Regions from separate parts of the Homo sapiens genome. Here region 1 is linked to region 2. Evidence: read pairs that join two places in POLR2A ChIA-PET (ENCODE). Cell type or tissue: Panc1. All regions are shown on one strand. Links, peaks and the distances in the headings refer to the core of each region. The heading gives the core; the rest is flanking DNA. Region 1 overlaps TRUB1 (TruB pseudouridine synthase family member 1). Region 2 has its middle 35 kb from the start of TRUB1.

The links. Peaks named below come from ENCODE experiments on the same cell type or tissue, not always from the same donor. Only the 100,000 strongest peaks of a DNase experiment are listed, where the experiment ranks them.
Region 1: POLR2A ChIA-PET joins it to region 2 with 8 read pairs; 2 of 35 experiments call an interaction of 5 or more read pairs at or near these places.

The regions. Positions count from the first base shown.
Region 1 is chr10:114,964,363-114,968,766 of GRCh38, reverse strand. All of the region lies in intron 4 of TRUB1 (TruB pseudouridine synthase family member 1), which reads right to left. Among named protein-coding and RNA genes, the nearest start is that of LINC02626, 28 kb to the left of the region's middle. RefSeq lists a silencer at 1,460-1,660. In Panc1, for the core only: no CTCF peak of the experiment used is centred there; no DNase peak of the experiment used is centred there.
Region 2 is chr10:114,900,982-114,905,385 of GRCh38, reverse strand. It overlaps the pseudogene RPL15P13. Among named protein-coding and RNA genes, the nearest start is that of TRUB1, 35 kb to the left of the region's middle. In Panc1, for the core only: no CTCF peak of the experiment used is centred there; no DNase peak of the experiment used is centred there; H3K27ac peaks cover 1,128 bases.

The DNA.
Region 1 (4,404 bases), core at 177-4,176, 63 kb before region 2:
TTTAACCTCAGTATGACCTTGACCCTTAAAAGCTAAACACAAACAAAAGACTAGAATCTACTAGACTCAAACAGACAGAAGAGCTATAACACTCAAAAGAATTTCTCTAGCACCTAGCAGCTCCAACAAGGCAGACCTCAGATGGCTGATCTGTTCATACTGTTTCTCAAACAGATGTATCTCATGATACAGATGAGGATTTTTCTATGAAAAAATTTTAGTCTACAGCAACATTAAGACATTATTACTAGCGGCACCTTAGTCATACAAATGTAAGATTTCCAGATCTAGACAGCCAATGCTGTCACCATGCTGGCACTTGCTGAAGGAAATGTCACTGTTGATAAAATTGCAATAGTTAACAACTTAGCCACATATTTTTAAAAACAAGGCCAAACAACTTTCTACTTCTGCTACGCTGGTCTCTCTACTGACGCTCCTGCAACTGTGTTCTCCTTTATGCTGCTTTGGTGGCCCTCTTTTGCTGATATCATCACACACAAGATGACAAGATGTGTTCTTTCTCATTCTACTTCTGCCATATTGTCTCTTTCTCTGACTGAACATGTCAAGCATTCGTGGTTTGTGCTGTTCACTCTGTAATTAATCATACACATTTTTTAACTATTCTTTCTATATTCTCTCTTCTTTCTACATATTTGATTTCTACACACACACACATACACACACGTACGTATTATCCCACCAATGAAATTCTAAGCTTCTCAAAGACAATTTTTCGTATATAACATACACTATTAAAATGGCACTCAAGACATCTGCTGAATTTAATTTGCTGAAGAATAATAGAATCTCAAGGCTGAAGGGCATTTAAAAGTCACCTAGGCCAATCATCCATCTGATGTTTGAATTACTAGGCAGCCTACACAGCAAGTTATCTTATAATAAAATCTAAGCTTGTGGTACATGAGTATGTAGTACAAACTGGCTATATCTAAAACATGATATAAGTTCAATCAAATTAATAATAATCGTTCTTATGACATAAGTATAAAGACTGTACTTCCAAAGTATTTAAAAAGAAACAGAATAAAATGTCCACAGTAAATATATCCAATAACTAGGCAGAATAAACATATTTGGTAAAAGAGGTACAAGTGTCATAGGACTTGGGTAATTATTTTTTGTTTAGTAAATTAATAAGCCATCAATGTGACAGCATTCATTTGAAATTAATTTTTTAAAATCATTTTCATAAAATGAATATATACAAGATCATGTTATACATCATTATTTGCTTAAAATTTTACTCTTCCAGTGAACTCACAACATCATAGTTGAGATTTAACTGGACTACAGAGCTAAAAACAATATGATTGAGTTAAAAATCATATTTGACTACGAAAGAGTAACTGTGACTAGACAAATCTTGCCACCATAAACAGCTGTTAAACTGGACAAAATTATTAAGCAACAGTTTTTAGACAGACAACAGGCAGCAAGCACTGTAAACCCTGAGGAAAAAGAAACAAACAAAGCAAGTCTCATGATCACTTGTTTTTGTCTGGAGGTGCTTTCTTAACTGTGGGACAGAGAGGGGAACGTCAAAGCACAGTGATCTCACTGAACAGAGATCAGAATCTGAGGAAGTAGTGGCAGCTGGAATTTGAGGAAAATACACAGACAAAGAAATGTCTATGAAGGCACCCTTGATACTCTGACTAAATTCTAAGCTGTACATACATACATACAGGGTCTCTACAAAATTAACTAAAGAAATACTACCAAAGCTCTTACAAGGCTGGGGGATGTTTTAATTTCAACCATCCAGAATGAAGAAACTTTGTTGAATGCACAAGTCATTTGATAGACACCCCAGAAAAGTCATGCTTTAGAAGCAGAGCTAATCTAGACCTGGAAAAAAAGTCTATTTTAGAGCCATCCTAATATAAAATCTATGCAAAACACAACTAGAACAAATAAGTGAGTTTAGCAAGGTTGAAAAACACAAGATCAATATACAAAAATCAACTCCATTTCTATATACCACCAATGAACTATTAGAAATTGAAACTTCAGAATTTGAGGTACTCAGAGATTTCATAAACAAAGGATGTAAAGATCTGATACTGAAAACTACAAAAATATGGCTATAAAAGACCTAAATAAATGAAGAGAGATATCTTATTTCATGGGTCAGAAGGCTTGATATTGTTTAGATGTCAATTCTTCCAAAATTGATCTATAGCTTCAAAACAATCTCAAACTGCCAGTAGATTTTGAGTGTGTGTGTGCATAAAAATTGACAAGCTGATTCAAAAATTCATATGGAAATGCAAAGGACCAAGAATGGCAAAAGCAACTTTGAAAAAGAACAAGTTGGAGGGCTAACACTTCTTAATTTAAAGACTTACAAAGCTACAATAATCAAGACAGTGTGGTACTGGTTTAAAAATAAATACATCAATGGAATAGAATTAAAAGTCTCAAAATAAAAGTATGCAGATATGGACAACTGTTTTTTGACACAGGTTCAAGGCAACCACAGAAAGGATAGTCTTTTAAAAAATGGTTACAAAACGATGTACATATGCAAAAAATGACCTTGAATCCATATCTGAAATCATATTCAAAAATTAACTCACAATGGAGAGAGGGGCATAAAGACACTTTTATGATGATAAATATGTTCACTGTTTTCATTATAGCTATGATTTTATAGGTGAATGTATATTAATTTTTAAAATTATATATTTTAAATACAGTATTTCTGTATGCCAATTATACTTCAGAAAGCTGTTTTTAAAAAATAAATAGGGTCTTCAAACTGAATTGCAGTAATGAATTTGGGGTGGTGGGACATCATGGCTGAGCTTGCTCTTGGGTAATTTAGCAAAAGTTATTTGCTGTAAGTTTGATATTATTTCAAAATAAAACGAAGGTCATAAGGGACTATTATAAACAGCTTTATACCAATATTTTTGAAATTTTAGATGAGATGACAAATTCCTAGGAGAAAAAATTATCTACATTGATATAAGCAATAAAAAATAGTATATCCAATAGCTAGTAGAAAAAAATCCAACCCATAGTTTAAAACCTTCCTAACAAAGAAAACTCAAGAACAGATGTCTACCTGTAAATTCTTCCAAACATTAGAAAAAAATACCAATCTGATAGAAATTCTTCCTGAGAATAGAAAAAATGAGAACAGCACCCAAACTATTGTATGAGGTCATCATAACTTTGATATCAAAGCCAGTCCAGGACATTAAGAGGAAAGAAAAATACAGGGCAATCTCACTCAAACACAGATGCAAAAATCCTAAACTAAATATTAGCAAAACAAATGCAACAATTTATATAAAGGATAACACATTACAACTAAGTTGGGTTTATTCCAGAAATGTAAAGTTACTTTAATATGTGAATAAGGAGAAAAATCAATAGATACAGAAAAAAAATTTGATACAATTTAATATCTGCTCATGATTTTAAAAAACCAGAACTCAGCAAATTAGGAATAAAAGGCAACTTCTTTACTTTGATAAGAAAGCTATTAAAAAAAAACCTGTAAGGCTGGGCACGGTGGCTCAAGCCTGTAATCTCAGCACTTTGGGAGGCTGAGGCAGGCAGATCACAAGGTCAGGAGATTGAGACCATCCTGGCTAACACGGTGAAACCTCATCTCTACTAAAAATACAAAAAATTAGCCAGGCGTGGTGGCTGGCACCTGTAGTCCCAGCTACTTGGGAGGCTGAGGCAGGAGAATGGCATGAACCCGGGAGGCGGAGCTTGCAGTAAGCCAAGATTGTGCTACTGCACTCCAGCCTGGCGACAGAGCAAGACTCCGTCTCAAAAAAAAAAAAAAAAAACCTATAGAAAAAAATCTATAAGAAATAAAGCAGGAAGGACTTGTTCTTCCAGATATCCAGATAGTCTAAAACTACAGCAATTAATATAGTCTGGTGTATATACAAGTATAAACAAACTGATCAATGTAAAAAAATAGATTTTTTTTTAAACAATAGCCTAAGTGGGTGCTTGATGTGTAATAAAGAAGAGAACACAAGAGTACTGGGAAAGTGCTGAAGCAACTGGACATCCATGCAGGAAGAAAAGGTGGATTGCAGAGGGAACATGAAAGGCAAAGCAATAACAGCTTCTAGAACATAGGAAAATATCTTCACACTTTTAGAGTCAAAAAAGTTTTCTTAAACAGGACACCAAAAGGACCAACCATAAAGGAGAAGGCCTGATAAGCTGGACTAAATTAAAACTAAGAACTTGTGTTTTTCAAAAGACAAGAGAGGAAAAAGGCAAGCCACAAAGTAAGAGAAAATATCTGCAACACACATAGGCAAAAGAAGAGAACATATCCAGACTATATAAAGAACCTATGCATCCTCGAATGGAAGGTGCTTAATAAAAAACAAAAACTCA
Region 2 (4,404 bases), core at 245-4,244:
AAATGTATCCTTTGATTCATTCAACAAATATTTATTTAGTAGCTACTCAGAAGATACTTTTAAGATACTTTCTCCATTACTTTTCAACTAACAAATCAATGTTTGTAGGAAGAGGCACTAGGTTTAAAGTATAACTTTAAACTCTCATGGAGCATATATTTTGGTGAGGAAGATAGATAATAAGGAAGTGAAGGGCACAAAGAAACCTAACAGCTTCCAGTAGTGATAGGCTTTGGATTTTTTTAAAAGAAATGAATAGGGTAATTGGAGGGTAACTGGGTGATAGCGTTTGGATGTTTGTCTCCTCCAAATCTCATGTTGAAGTGTGATCCCCGGTGTTGGAGGTAGGGCCTGGTGGGAGGTGTTTTTGTCATGGGGGTGGAGCCTTCATGAAGGGCTTGCTACCATTCTTGTGTAATGAGTGAGGTTTTCACTCTATTAGTTCACAAGACAGCTGGTTGTTTAAAATGAGTTTGGGACCTCCCGTCTTCCTCTCTCTTGCTCCCTCTCTCACCATTTGACGTACCTGCTCCCCCTTCATATCCTACCATGATTGCAAGTTTCCTGAGACCTCACCAGAAGCCAAGCAGATGTTGGTGCCATGCTTGACAGCCTGCAGAACTCGGAGCCAAATAAAACTCTTTTCTTTATAAATTACCTAGTCTCAGGTATTCCTTTATAGCAAGGCAAAACAGACTCACATACTGGGGAAGGAAGTTTTATATAGGGTGATCATGCGGGGCCATCCTGATGAAGTCATGTTTAAACCAAAACCCGAAAGATGAGAAGACAGTCGTGAGAAGTGAAGGAAGAGTCTTCCAGGCAGAGGGACTATCAAAAGCAAATATCTCAAAGCCAAAACGGGCACAAGTGGCCTTTTTGGAACATAAAGGAGCCAGCACGTCTGACTGAAGGTGAGATGAGAACAGGTAAGTAGGTGGGAGCTTTCCAAGGGGAGATCTGATTGGCTATGGCAAGAGATTGGATTTTTAAGAGCACAGTGGTGCCATTATGGGATTTCAATGATATGAGTCTTGTGGTCTGCCAAAAGATGACCTGTTCAATAAACTTAAACATTGACCAAAACTTTGTTCTTTTAATTTATTTATTTAAATTTATGTTTAAAGTTTAGAGCTCTCTCCCTGTCTTGCAGCATCTCAAATTGAATGCAGTACTTTTAACAGCTTTTGAAGGTTCCTGTGAAGTTTTTGTTGACTGGTTCTGATTTTATCTCCCTAGCAGCATATTAGGGAATGGTCAGATAGTCAAATGGCCACAAATTATAGAGAGGTTTAGTATTCTGATGAATATATTTAATATCATAAATCAACTCTAACCAACACCTTAATGTTTCATTGAGGGATTTTTATGTTTATATTAATTTCTTTCTAACTCTTTTTAGGTCACTCTTAAAGTTTAATTTTCTAATATTTTAGTACTTTTAAGATACTTTCTCCATTACTTTTCAAGTAACAAATCAATGTTTGTTTGTAATTTTTATTATCCATAGCCCTTATTTATTATATAATGTGATTGCTCTCATCACTGTCTGGTTCATTTCTTCATTTAGCCTTTTAAGGGTTTTTTTTTTTTTAACCCTTTTTAAATTCCTCCTTTACAGTTTGTTGTTGGTGGTGGTGGTGGTGGTTTTTTTGTTGTTGTTGTTTATTTGTTTGTTTTTGAGACAAGGTCTCCCTCTGTCATCCAGGCTGGAGTGCAGTGGCATGATCCCGGCTCACTGCAGCCTTGACCTCCTGGGCTCAAGCGATCCTCCCACCTCAGCCTCTCAAGTAACTGGGACCACAGGCACATGCCACTACACCCAGCTAATTTTTTGTATTTTTTGTAGAGATGGGGTTTTGCCATGTCACCCAGGTTGGTTTTGAACTCCTGAGCTCAGGTGATCCACCCACCTCAGCTTCCCAAACTGTTGGGATTACAGGTGTGAGCCACCATGCCGGGCCTACAATTTCATGTTTATGGTTAAGGTAACTCAAGTTTGAACTATTAATCATACAGTCTGTTATGCTAACCCCTTTTAGGTATTCTTTCTAGTAAGTTGAATAATTTTCCTTTTCCACATTGAGTTCTTCTGCAAACTGTTACTGAGTCTATGTATACAATTTTTCCTGGTTAGAACTAAAAATGTTAGCATTTATTACATGGTAGGGTTTTATAAGCTACTTCTTGTTTTTTTAGGATACTCTTTAATGTTAATTTAGTGTTTGAAAAGTAAGAAATGACATTGAAATAATTATTAAAAGCAAGTTTTTTTAAATAAATCCATATGTTTGATAAATTTGGAGAATTGCATATTTGGCAAATTATCATTGGCTAAATTAAATTTCTGTAAATTGGCATTTGGCAAGTTGATTTTCAGATAATTCACTCAGAAATTATTCAGTTTCCATTAATGAAGAAAGAACATTACAAAGAAAAAACAAAAAATAAATAAAATAAAAATAAATTTAAAAAGAAAACAAAAAAAGAAAGAACATTGACATAAATGTAGAACATGTATATTGAATTCAAGCCTTTTCTTTTTGAGAAAAACCTGCTTATAGATTTAATTTGGTTTTAAAGCTTCCAATCATCAAAGTTGTCAGGCATCTCTTTATATGGTTTTATAAAATTAAAAAATGTCATAGTTTCTGCTATTCTTTCAGGGCAGCCTTTTAAAAAAAATGTTCACCTCTCATAAATAATATTTTCCTAGGATGAGAACTCAATTACTAAGGAGAAGAGTTAACATCAATTCAACAGAGACATGCTTTGTTAGTGCTTCTCAATGCCTTCCTGGATTTTTTTCTCCAGTAAAGTTCCTGGTATACTGCCGGATGACTACCCAAAATGCAGTTACAATTGTGGGATTTTATGATTTAAAAGTAATTTAAAAATCAATTCCCTTTGCCGTTTACTCTAAGAGACAATTATTGCCTGGTATTGTTTTGAAATGTGGTCAGATAAAAGAAAAAAGAAGCTTTCTCTGGCCCTCTCCATCCACCAAGTCAGAGGTTATACTTTCCACTCAAGTTCCATTTTATGAGAATGGCAAATATTTGTGGTATGTCTTTGCTGTTTCTCTTTTTCTCCCCCTCCCTTTCTGAAGCAGTGCAAAGAAGTTGCTTGTGAATTTTTGCCCTTTCTATTCTACATTTTTCTCAAGTATTTCTATCTTTTCTTGTCCCTGTCTGCATTTTACTTTTCTGCACAAATACCAACTAAAATGAGTATATTTTAAGAAAAGTAGGAGCAGTATCATCTTTACAAAGGAATTAAATGTGCTTGAAATTCCAGTGTCTTTCCTCACCCAGGATAAAGCAGAATGACAGATTATTTGAGTTATACACTTTGACTTAGAAGACAAACATTTCCTCTAAACAGGTGACTCCAAATTTCTCATTATTCTTATTACAACATTTTGGGGGTAACACAGATTTTTTTTAATAAATAAATAAATAAATAAGTCCACCAGTGTGGTAGGTTAAATAATGCCCTCCTCCAAGATGTCCACATCCTAATCCCTGAAACCCGTGAATTTGTTATCTTACATGGTGAAGGCTCTTTGCAGATGTGGCTAAATTAAGGGGTTTGCAATGGGGAGATTATCCTGGGTGGGCCCAATGTAGTCAAATGGGTCCTTATATGAGGTAAGAAGGAAGCTCAATATCAAAAAAGAAGATGTGGTGATGAAAGCAGGGGTTGGGATGATGCCACTTCCGGAAGGGGGCCCTGAACCAAGGCATGGGGACAGCTTTTGGTAGCTGGAAAAAGCAAGGAAGCCAATTCTCCAGCAGGAACACAGTTCTGCCAACCCACTGGTAACTTCTGACCTCTGTATGAGAACAAAGTTGTGCTGTTTCAAGTCACTAACTTTGTTGCATTTTGATTATAGCAGCAATAGGAGACTAATACAACTGGAATATAAGAGGAACTTTCCATTGGAGTTCTTTTTAAAGAGTAGGGCCTCTTTAAAGAAATATTTTTTTTGGACTGTCCTAAATTGTGTATTAGGAAGGAATTTTACAAACTTTACTTATATCAGCAGTAACGGTGGAGCTGGAGAGTATTGTGTCTTCTCCACGCTGCACGGCGAGAACCACCAACAGTGTGGTGGAACTTATGGCCCTTTCCAAGGCCACGGCTCTTTTGGCCTGCAGATGTCAGCCCACACATCTCCCTGTGCTTGTGGATTGGTTTGGTGATCCACTGGGTGTCAGGATTTCTTCCGATGGCTTTATGGAATGGATCAATGAGGATAACCTCAGAAAATTTGTATGTGGAATCTTCACCAACCCAGTAAGAATTCAGGACTCTTAGAGCCCCACAGTGGCATCCGGCTCGCTCCTCTGCAACAGACTGAAGGTTTCGGGCAAACTTTAGCTGGTTAACACCGTGATGGAC